Linked DNA regions of Homo sapiens: region 2 is linked to region 1. A link is a loop called in an ENCODE intact Hi-C map of the cell type or tissue named here. Cell type or tissue: breast epithelium. All regions are shown on one strand. Links, peaks and the distances in the headings refer to the core of each region. The heading gives the core; the rest is flanking DNA.

Region 1 (5,380 bases), core at 323-5,322:
CTGAGACAGAGTCTTGCTCTGTTGCCCAGACTGGAGTACAGTGGTGTGATCTCGGCTCACTGCAACTTCTGCCTCCCCAGTTCAAGCGATTCTCCTGCCTCAGTCTCCCAAGTAGCTGGGACTACAGGCATGCGCCACCATGCCCGGCTAATTTTTGTATTTTTAGTTGGGACAGGGTTTTACCATGTTTTTCAGGCTGATCTCACACTCCTGACCTCAAGTGATCTGCTCGCATTGACCTCCCAAAGTGCTGGGATTATAGGCATGAGCCACCAACACTGGCCCCAGGCTTGTCTTGAACTCCTGGCCTCAAAGTGATCCTCTTGCCTTGGCTTCCCAAAGTGCTAGGATTACAAGCATGAGCTATGGTGCCTGGCCTATAGTTATTAAGGATGTGAAATTATGCTTTATGAGGAAGTGGTCCTCACCCCCACTGCCTACAACACAAGAAAGGAGAGGAAGGGAGCAAACTAGAAGAAGAAAGATGGTATTGGGGGAAAGGATATCAATTAAAGATGGATTTTAAAAATTGCTTCGCAGGAGGGAGGGCCCTCCTGTGGTTTCACTGGTTGATCTGGCTGAGGGATTTTCTCCAGCGACACTTGCAGCTTAGGGGCAAGAGGCTCCCACAACACCCTGTGCTACCTCGACCCTTCTGACATTGTGCATCATGATCTGATTATTGCTATTTGCCTCTTGCCAATATTGAACCATGAGTTCAACACAGACAAGGACTTATTTTAATCCTTGACCCCAGGGCCGGGCACACAGTCAGTGATTGGTACATGTTTGCTAAATGAATGAGCAAATGGAAGAAATTGAAGAGGGTGGGGTGGGGACGTGTGGTTTATCCAGAGCTGGACAGGCAAGGCAAGTAGAACAGAAGAGGGAGGTGCTGACGTGAAAACGGCCTTGAGATGGCTGGCAACAGGCTAGACAAAGAGGCAAGGGATGTCAACTCATGCCTGGTGGTTCAGGAGAATTGCTTCTCTTAAGGCCAACTCCTCTAACCTCTACCTTGGCTTCCATTTACACCTGCCTTTGCAAGAAGCCTACAGTATTTGTTGTCTCTTTCTCGTGGGTGTTCATCCTTCTAGAGCTTTCCTTTTGGCTTCTAAACATACTTTCTTATATTTAAAATAATGCTTCATTAACACCATTAACCTATGTATCTCCATTTCTTTCTTTTTTTTTTTTTTTTTTTTGAGATGGAGTCTTGCTCTGTCGCCCAGGCTGAAGTGCAATAGCATGATCTCTGCTCACTGCAACCGCCGCCTCCTGGGTTCCAGCAATTCTCCTGCCTCAGCCTCTCGAGTAGCTGGGACTACAGGTGTGCACCACCATGCCCGGCTAATTTTTCTATTTTTGGTAGAGACGGGGTTTCACCATGTTGGCCGTTCTGGTCTCAAACTCCTGACCTCAGGTGATCCACCGGCCTTGGCTTCCCAAAGTGCTAGGATTACAGGTGTGAGTCACTGCGCCCAGCCGTATCTCCATTTCTTTCACAGCTGTATTAGTCCGTTTTCACACTGGTAGAAAGAAATACCCGAGTGTGGGTAATTTATAAAGAAAAGAGGTTTAATTGACTCACAGTTCCACATGGCTGGGGGAGCCTCAGGAAACTTACAATCATGGCAGAAGGGAAAGCGGGCATGTCTTACATGGCAGCAGACTAGAGGTGAAGTGCGAACATAGGAAAAACTGCCTTGTATAAAACCATCAGATCTTGTGAGACTTACTATCACAAGATCAGCATGTGGGAGACTGCCCCCATAATCCAAGTTCCTCCCTAGACACATGAGGATTACAATTCAAGATGAGATTTGGGTGGGTATACACAGCCAAACTATATCAACAGCCATATCAGAAGTCTTAAAAAGTCCATGGAAATTGTGTATTATGAAAAACTATGCATGGATTTCAAAATCTTTTTGCACCAAAATAAACTGGTACTAATTCATTATAAAATATCTCAACAGGATCTAGTTTGAGGCATTAAAAAAGGAGAAGTCATCAGTTTGAAAAGAGCCCCTATCAGAACAAAATGAATTCTGCTAAAATTGAAGCAAGAACAAACATCAAATTTAGGGTGAAGCTTGGGTGGAAGAATGGTAAAATCACTGATGCTTTACCAAAAGTTTATGGGGACAATGCACCTAAAAAAATCAGCAGTTTACAAATGGATAACTTGTAACAAGGGAAAAGATGACGTTAAAGATGAAGGCTGCAGCAGCAGGACATCCACATCAATTTGCAAGGAAAGAAATTAATCCTCTTTGTGCCCTAACTGAAGAGTCAGCCAGGTGTGGTGGCTCATGCCTGTAATACCAGCACTCTGGGAGGTCAAGGCAAGTGGATCACTTGAGGTCCAGAGTTTGAGACCAGCTTGGCCAACCTGGTGAAATCCATTCTCTACTAAAAAAATACAAAAATTAGCCATTCATGGTGGCGCACGCCTATAGTCCCAGCTACTCGGGAGGCTGAGGCAGGAGAATCGCTTGTGCCCGGGAGGCGGAGCTTGCAGTGAGCCGAGATCGTGCCACTGCACTCCAGCCTGGGTAACAGAGTGAGACTCTGTCTCAAAAAAAGAAAAGGACCAACGATTAACAGCAGAAACACGGCCAGATGCGGTGGCTCATGCCTGTATTCCCAGCACTTTGGGAGGTCTAGGTGGGTGGAAAAACTGAGGTCAGGAGTTTGAGACCGGCCTCGCCAACATGGTGAAACCCTGTCTCTACTGAAAATACAAAAACTAGCCGGGCCTGGTGGTGCGTGCCTATAATCCCAGGTACTAGGGGAGGCTGAGGCAGGAGAATAGCTTGAACCCAGGAGGCAGAGGTTGCAGTGAGTCGAGATTGCCCCACTGCACTCCAGCCTGGGCGACAGGGCGAGTCCACGTCTCAAAAAGAAAAAAAATAAACAGCAGAAACAACAGCCAACACCGACATCTCTATTGGTTCAGCTTACACAATTCTGACTGAAAAATTAAAAGTTGAGCAAACTTTCCACTTGATGGCTGCCAAAACCAGATCAGCTGCAGACAAGAACAGAGATTTCAATGGAAATTGTAAACAAGTGGGATCTATTAGGTTGCTGCAAAATTAATTATTGTTTTTGCCATTGAAAGGAATGTCAAAAACAGCAATGACTTTTGCTCCAACCAATAGATCATGAAGCATCTACTGGGAAAGTGTAACAGGAAGTGATACGTGGCTTTCCCAGTATGACTCTGAAGACAAAGCACTATCAAAACAATGACTCCAAAGAGGTGAAAGTGATCCAGTCAAAGCGAAATGGACTGGCCAAGAGCAAAGGTCATGGCAATAGCTTTTTGAGCTGCTTGAGGAATTTTACTTGTTGACTTTCTGGAGGACCAGAAAATAATAACATCTGCTTATTATGAGAGTGTCTTGAGAAAGTTAGCTAACTCTTTAGCAGAAAAATGCGCAGGAAAGTTTCACCAGAGAGTCCTTTTCTACCACGGCAATGCTCCTGCTTATGCCTCTCATCAAACAAGAGCAATTTTGAGAGTTTCCATGGAAAACCATTAGGCATCTACCTCACAGTCAGGATTTAGTACCCTCTGACTTCTTTTTGTTTCCTAATCTTAAAAAATCTGTAAAGGGCAACCATTTCTCTTCAGTAAATAATGTAAAAAAGATCTCATTGATGTGGTTAAATTACCACGATCTCCAATTCCTTGGGGATGGATGAAATGGCTAGTATCTAGGTGCTGCGAGCAAGAGACAAAAATAAATAAATATATAAATAAATGGCTAGTATCACTGCTTACAAAGTGTCTTGACCTTGGTGGAGCTTATGAGAAATATATATATATACACACAAACACGCACCCATATATATATATTTTCGAGACGGACTCTCTGTTGCCTAGGCTGGAGTGCAGTGGCTGGGTTCAAGCGATTCTCCTGCCTCAGCCTCCTGAGTAGCTGGGACTACAGGTGCACCACCACGCCCAGCTAATTTTTGTATTTTTAATAGAGACAGGGTTTCACCATGTTGGCCAGGATAGTCTCGGTCTTTTGACCTCGTGATCTGCATGCCTCGGCCTCCCAAAGTGCTGGGATTGTAGGCGCGAGCTACCGCGCCCAGCCTTTTATTTCTACTTTCCACACACTCTTGGGTTTTTTTTCCTCTTCTTTATTTTTTTGAGATGGAGTCTCACAGTGTCACCCAGGCTGGAGTGCAGCAGTGCGATCTGAGCTCACTGCAACCTTTGCCTCCGGGTTCAAGCAATTCTCCCACCTCAGCCTCCCGAGTAGCTGGGATTACAGGCACCCACCATCATGCTCGGCTAATTTTATTTTTTTATATTTGTAGAGATGAGGTTTCACCATGTTGGCCAAGTTGGTCTGGAACTCCTGACCTCAGATGATCCGCCTGCCTCGGCCTCCCAAAGTTCTGGTGTTACAGGTGTGACGCCGTGCCCGACCTTTTTTTTTTTTCTTTTTTCAGGTTTTCTTCTTTTTTCGAGCCGGAGTCTCGCTCTGTTGCCCAGACTAGAGTGCAGTGGCTCAATATTGGTTCACTGCAACTTCTGCCTCACAGGTTCAAGCGGTTCTCCTGACTCAGCCTTCCATGTAATTGGAGCTGGAAGGAAAGGCACATGCCACCATGCCTCGCTAAATTTTTTTTGTATTGTTTAGTAGAGACCAGGTTTCACCACGTTGGCCAGGCTGGTCTTGAACTCCTGACCTCAGGTGATCCACCTGCCTTGGCCTCCCAAAGTGCTGGGATTACAGGCGTGAGCCATCACGCCTGGCCCCTGTTCTTTTGAAAATCCATATGAGGCTGGGCACAGTGGCTCATGCCTGTAATCTCAGCACTTTGGGAGGCTAAGGTGGGCAGATTGCTTGATCCCAGGAGTTTGAGACCAGCCTGGGCAACATGGGAAAACCGTATCTCTACAAAAAATACAAAAAGTAGCTGAGTGTGGTGTCACATGCCTGTAACCTCAGCTACTCAAGAAGCTGTGGTGGGAGAATCAACTGAGCCCAGAATATCAAGGCTGCAGTGAGCCGCGACTGTGCCACTGCACTCCAGCTTGGGTGACAGAGGGAGTCTTTACTTAAAAAAAAAAAAAAAAAATCTCCTTATAGGAACTTACTGCACATCATGATTCATTCTTTCTTTTTTTGAGACAGAGTTTTGCTCTTGTCACCTGGGCTAGAGTGCAGTGGTGCCATCTCGGCTCACTGCAACCTCTGCCTCCTGGGTTCAAGCGATTCTCCTGCTTCAGCCTCCCGAGTAGCTGGAATTACAGGCGCCAACCACCACACCCAGCTAATTTTTGTATTTTTAGTAGAGACGGGGTTTCACCATGTTGGCCATGCTGGTTTTGAACTCCTGACCTCAGGTG
Region 2 (5,380 bases), core at 179-5,178, 50 kb after region 1:
AAGGCTGAGGCAGGAGGACAGCTTGAGCCCAGGGGTTTGAGGCTCCAGTGAACTAGGATCGTACCACTGCACTCCAGCCCGGGCGAGAGAATGAGAGCCTGTCTCAAAAAAAAAAAAAAAAAAAACCACCAAGCACCCAATTTATTTTTATTTGTAATACCACTCTGGTAAACTAAATTTCCATGTACACATGGGCCTGTTTCACGGATGTGCTTTTCTATACTCTAGGTCTGCCTATTCCTGCAACAATACTTCATTTAAAGAATTACTATAATTTTATATTTTGATTCAATTATGACATTGCCATTTTTGTAGGTCAAAAACGACCAAGCAGTAGCATTTCATAAGGCTCAACTTAATAGTATATTTTTTGTTTTTCTGTCTTTTTTTTTGTTTTTTGAGACAAGGTCTCACGCTGTCACTCAGTCTGGAGTGCAGTGGTGCAATCTTGGCTCACTGCAACCCCCGCCTCCCGGGTTCAAGCGATTCTTGTGCCTCAGCCTCCTGAGTAGCTGGGATTACAGGCACCTGCCACCATGCCCAGCTAAATTTTTTTTTGTACTTTTTGGTAGAGATGGAGTTTCACCATGTTGGCCAGGCTGGTTTCCTAACTCCTGACCTCAAGTGATCCGCCCACCTCAACCTCCCAAAGTGTTAGGATTACAGGCGTGAGCCCCTACTCCTGGCCCTAATAGTATGTTTTTATATTTTGTAGGAGTAGTTCATTCTCATACTTCTTTTAAAAATGTTTACTTTTTAATATTTTCTCCTTCCTCATTTATTCCTCACAACAAACCTAAGTAAATAGTATTTCCATTTTATAGACAAGGGTCAGAGTGATTAAGTAATATTATAAGGACTCAACCTGGGTGATACACCTCTCAGTAGAGAGGTAGTTGAGAATCTAATCCAATGAACATGATAATAGATATCTACTTATCTGGAGCCATATTTCTCAAAGTATGGTCCAAGAATAACCATCAGAATCACCTAGCATGTGAGACAGAATTAGGATTTCTAAGAGATGGCTCCAAGGAAGATACAGTTTTAACTTCTCTTAAGGCAGTTCTTCCTGTAATAGTAAACCAAATACCTGGACTATGTTATTTAATACCTAGAAGAAGTGTCATCACTGATGAGTCTTTTTTTTTTTTTTTTTTTTTTTTTGAGACGGAGTCTTGCTCTGTCGCCTAGGCCGGAGTGCAGTGGAATGATCTTGGCTCACTGCAAGCTCCACCCACCAGGTTCAAGCAATTCTCCTGCCTCAGCCTCACGAGTAGCTGGGATTACAGGTGCGCTGTAATTTTTGTACTTTTAGTAGAGACAGGGTTTCACCATCTTGGCCAGGCTGATCTTGAACTCCTGACCTCATGATCCACCCACCTCGGCCTCCCAAAGTGCTGGGATTACAGGCGTGAGCCACCACGCCAGGTGTAATCTTTTAATTTATAGCTTCTGAAGTATTTGGTTGTCAACTTAGTAAGATCCAGTAGGTATTTTGAATAGATAGTGTAGTGCTTGTCAGAGAAGGGTTCGGGAGTTGGGGTCCCTGAATTCTGGCTCTGCTAATTCCTTATGGACTTAAGCAGGTGACTTTTAACCTCTCTGAGCCTCCATTTCCTCATTTGTAAAAAAAATGGAATGAGAATAATAGTATCTACCTCATGTTGGCTGTTATTTTTTAAAACAGATTTTACCTTCTTGTCCTCTGACTCACTGAGGTGCTTTGTAAAAGGATCCAGGTGGAGGCCAGGCATAGTGGCTCACACCTGTAATCCTAGCACTTTGGGAGGCCGAGGCAGGTGGATCCCCTGAGGTCGGGAGTTCTAGACCAGCTTGGCCAACATGGCGAAACCCCTTCTCTACTAAAAATACAAAAATCAGCTGGGCATGGTGGCACATGCCTTTAATCCTAGCTACTTGGGAGGCTGAGGAAGGAGAATTGCTTGAACCTGGGAGATGCAGGTTGCAGTGAGGCAAGATCGCATCACTGCACTCCAGCCTGCATGACGGGAGTGAGACTCCATCTCAAAAAAAAAAAAAAAGGATCCAGGTGGTAAAGAGTTGCTTGACTTTAGTTCTGATTGGGGGTCGGGGAAGGTTTGTTTCATATAAAGCAATATGCTGCTGTCAGAAAATGAAAACTAGAAATCATTACAGGTTATTCTTTAGTGATTATAAAATTTAATCCAATGTATTGTTGCAGTTAGAGAAATGTGGGATGTGGAAGCACTCTTTTTAATAACAATGCCATTTAATGACACTGGAAATAAAAGTACATGGCATATCTTTGATGGGAACAGACTTGTCACATTCTCCTTTTTAAACTGTTTTTCAGGGTTTGGAGAACATTGATTAAGGAAGCATTTTCCTGATTGATGAAAAAAATAACTCAGTTATGGCCATCTACCCCTGCTAGAAGGTTACAGTGTATTATGTAGCATGCAATGTGTTATGTAGTGCTTAATAAAAATAAAATGAAAAAAATGCATTTCTTTTTTTTAAATATGTTACACAAAATCAAGCAATCTACCCAATGTAGTCTTTATCACTTAAAAAAAACTAGAAGGCAACTGTGAGGCTTGTATAGACATAATGTACATCCATAATGTACATCAAGCACCTGTCTCTGTGCCTAGCAGCTAATACTTCATAAATTGTAGTTGCTACTATTGTAATAGACACTAGTATATTTTATTTAACTTTATTTATTTATTTTTTTAGACAGAGTCTTGCTCTGTTGCCCAGGCTGGAGTTCAGTGGCTCAATCTCGGCTCATTGCAACCTCCGACTCCCAAGTTCAAGTGATTCTCCTGCCTCAGCCTCCTGAGTAGCTGGGATTACAGGCACCTGCCACTGCACCTGGCTAATTTTTATATTTTTAATAGAGACGGGGTTTCACCATCTTGGTCAGGCTGGTCTTGAACTCCTGACCCCGTGATCCACCTGCCTCGGCCTCCCAAAGTGCTGGGATTACAGGTGTGAGCCACCGGGGCTGGCCAGTTTTTATATTTTTAGTAGAGACAGGGTTTCACCATGTTGGCCAGGCTGGTCTCGAATTCCTGACCTCAAGTGATCCACCCACCTTGGCATCCCAAAGTGCTGGGATTACAGGTGTGAGCCATTTTGCCCGGCTGATATTAGTAAATTTTACAAACATAGTTTCTTCAGAGATGACCAGGGGAATACAGAAAAAGTATTTTTTTTCTAGTTCCTTTTCTGAGTGGATCCTACAATGTTTAAAATTCCAGTTGGTTAGGTTTGAGCTGAGAGGGGTGTAAGAAGATAATTCCAGGCCGGGCGCAGTGGTGGTGTGAGACAGGAGAATGGTTTGAAACCGGGAGGTGGAGGTTGCCGTGAGCTGAGATTGTGCCACTGCACTCCAGCCTGGGTGACAGTGACAGAGTGAGACTCCGTCTCCAAAAAAAAAAAAAAAAAAAATTCCAGTTGGGATATGTTTAAAACGGATTGCACCTTCAACCTTCATACATTCTGTATAGTATCTAACAAATAGTATATGCTTAAGTTAATTTTTGTTTTAGTATACAGCAACAGCAATCATTCGGTTTATTAAAATGAGAGTGTACTGAGCACTTGAAATAGAGATGCATGTTCAACATTAAAGGTAACCAAAGATGAAGATCTGAAAAGATAAAACTAAAGATGGTGATAACTCCATGTGTATAAAGCAACACCACAGATGACACTTCCAGGTGAGAATACTAAGTTGCTTTTCATTGCTTATCCAGTTTAACATTTGATCTGGTTACCTTGAACATGCCTGCACTGTGTGATTGCCATTGATCTAATTTTATAGGGCGGGGCTTATAGAAGGAAGTGGTGTTTAAACTTACAGTGGTGGCTGGATTGTGCCATCCCTTGATCGGCAATGACCTTTTACTTTTTACTGTATAAGGAAAGCCTGGTCATGATTACAAACTTAATAGAACCTGTATTATCATTTAATGCTTCACAGGCCTTGTGTAATTGACTGTTAGGAGAACTATCGCCGGCCGGGCGGTGGCTCACACCTGTAATTCCAGCACTTTGGGAGGCGGGTGGATCACCTGACATCGGGAGTTCAAGACCTGACTGATCAACATAGAGAAACCCCGTCCCTACTAAAATTAACAAAACTAGCTGGGTATGGTGGCGCATGCCGGTAATCCCAGCTACTCTGGAGGCTGAGGCAGGAGAATTGCTTGAACCCAGGAGGCAGGGGTTGCAGTGAGCTGAGATTGCGCCACCGCCACTCCAGCCTGGGCAACAAGAGTGAAATTCTGTCTCAAAAAAAACAAAAAACAAACAAAAAAGCTATCCCTGGAAAGGAAGGAAGAGGGCAAGTAGTACACCTAGGGAGTTGTGGATACAGAAGATGTGTTGAAAACATGACTTATCTATTACTACTTTTATTGATTTTTAGGTCTGTTATTTCTCCATTTTGCCTGTAGGCAGGGATCATCCCCTACATTTTTATGTCCTTAGACGACTGTCACAGCTACACAGCTGTATAGTGAGGGGCTACAAAATGACAGGTAGAGTTGGTTAGGTTCACGGTTAAGAGTCCAAATTCTTCACTGCCCTTTTTTGTAGCATCTGCTGTGAAATTGAGCTTTATTTTTGTACTCTACTGCTAGGGGGTGAGCCAGATTAAAGCACTTTGAAGATAGAAGATTTAACGGTGGATTTCTTTTATTTTTTCTTTTCTTTTTTTTTTTTTTCTGCAAGTGCAATTAGAAGGGTTTTCTTAAGCAGCTCTAACTGATGTGGTAAAGCTACTGATGTCAGATCCATCTGTCACCAGCTCTTAAGGCCTGTTAAAATGCTGCTTAGGAAACTATCCCATTTGCTCGGTTTTATTTACTATCATTAAGTTTTTAAAAAATAGATGTTATATTCACCTAGCTCAAAATCCAACAATATGAGGTATGCAGTGAAAATAGTTGCTCTAATCCCCTGCCCAACACCTGTCAATTGTCACACCACCCCAAAGGGTTTCTTTTTTTTATTTTTTTGAGATGGTGTTTTCGCTCTTGTCACCCAGACTGGAGTGCAATGGCGTGATCTCAGCTCACTGCAACCTCCGCCTCCTGGGTTCAAGCAATTTTCCTGCCTCAGCCTCCCAAGTAGCTGGGATTACAGGTGCCCGCCACCACACTCAGCTAGTTTTTGTATTTTTAGTAGATAAGGGGTTTCACCATGTTGGCCAGGCTGGCCTCGAACTCCTGACCTCAGGTGATCCACCTGCCTTGGCCTCCCAAAGTGCTGGGATTACAGCTGTGAGCCACTGCGCCTGGCGTGGGTTTCTTTTTACTTTAAAAATAATCCTTTTTGGCTGGGCATGGTGGCTCAAAAAAAAAATCCTTTTTTATTAAACCCA

Evidence for each region. Peaks named below come from ENCODE experiments on the same cell type or tissue, not always from the same donor. Only the 100,000 strongest peaks of a DNase experiment are listed, where the experiment ranks them.
Region 2: a loop joins it to region 1, with 22 times the contacts of the local background. A loop is called at or near these places in 5 of 110 quality-filtered maps.

What each region holds. Positions count from the first base shown.
Region 1 is chrX:119,823,580-119,828,959 of GRCh38, forward strand. It overlaps a transcript of UPF3B not described here. Among named protein-coding and RNA genes, the nearest start is that of UPF3B, 27 kb to the right of the region's middle. RefSeq lists an enhancer at 3,135-3,234. In breast epithelium, for the core only: no CTCF peak of the experiment used is centred there; no DNase peak of the experiment used is centred there; H3K27ac peaks cover 621 bases; H3K27me3 peaks cover 295 bases.
Region 2 is chrX:119,874,176-119,879,555 of GRCh38, forward strand. It overlaps NDUFA1 (NADH:ubiquinone oxidoreductase subunit A1), which reads left to right. Exons shown (of 3, transcript NM_004541.4): 3 at 2,339-2,487. The coding sequence ends at 2,359. Among named protein-coding and RNA genes, the nearest start is that of NDUFA1, 5.0 kb to the left of the region's middle. In breast epithelium, for the core only: no CTCF peak of the experiment used is centred there; no DNase peak of the experiment used is centred there.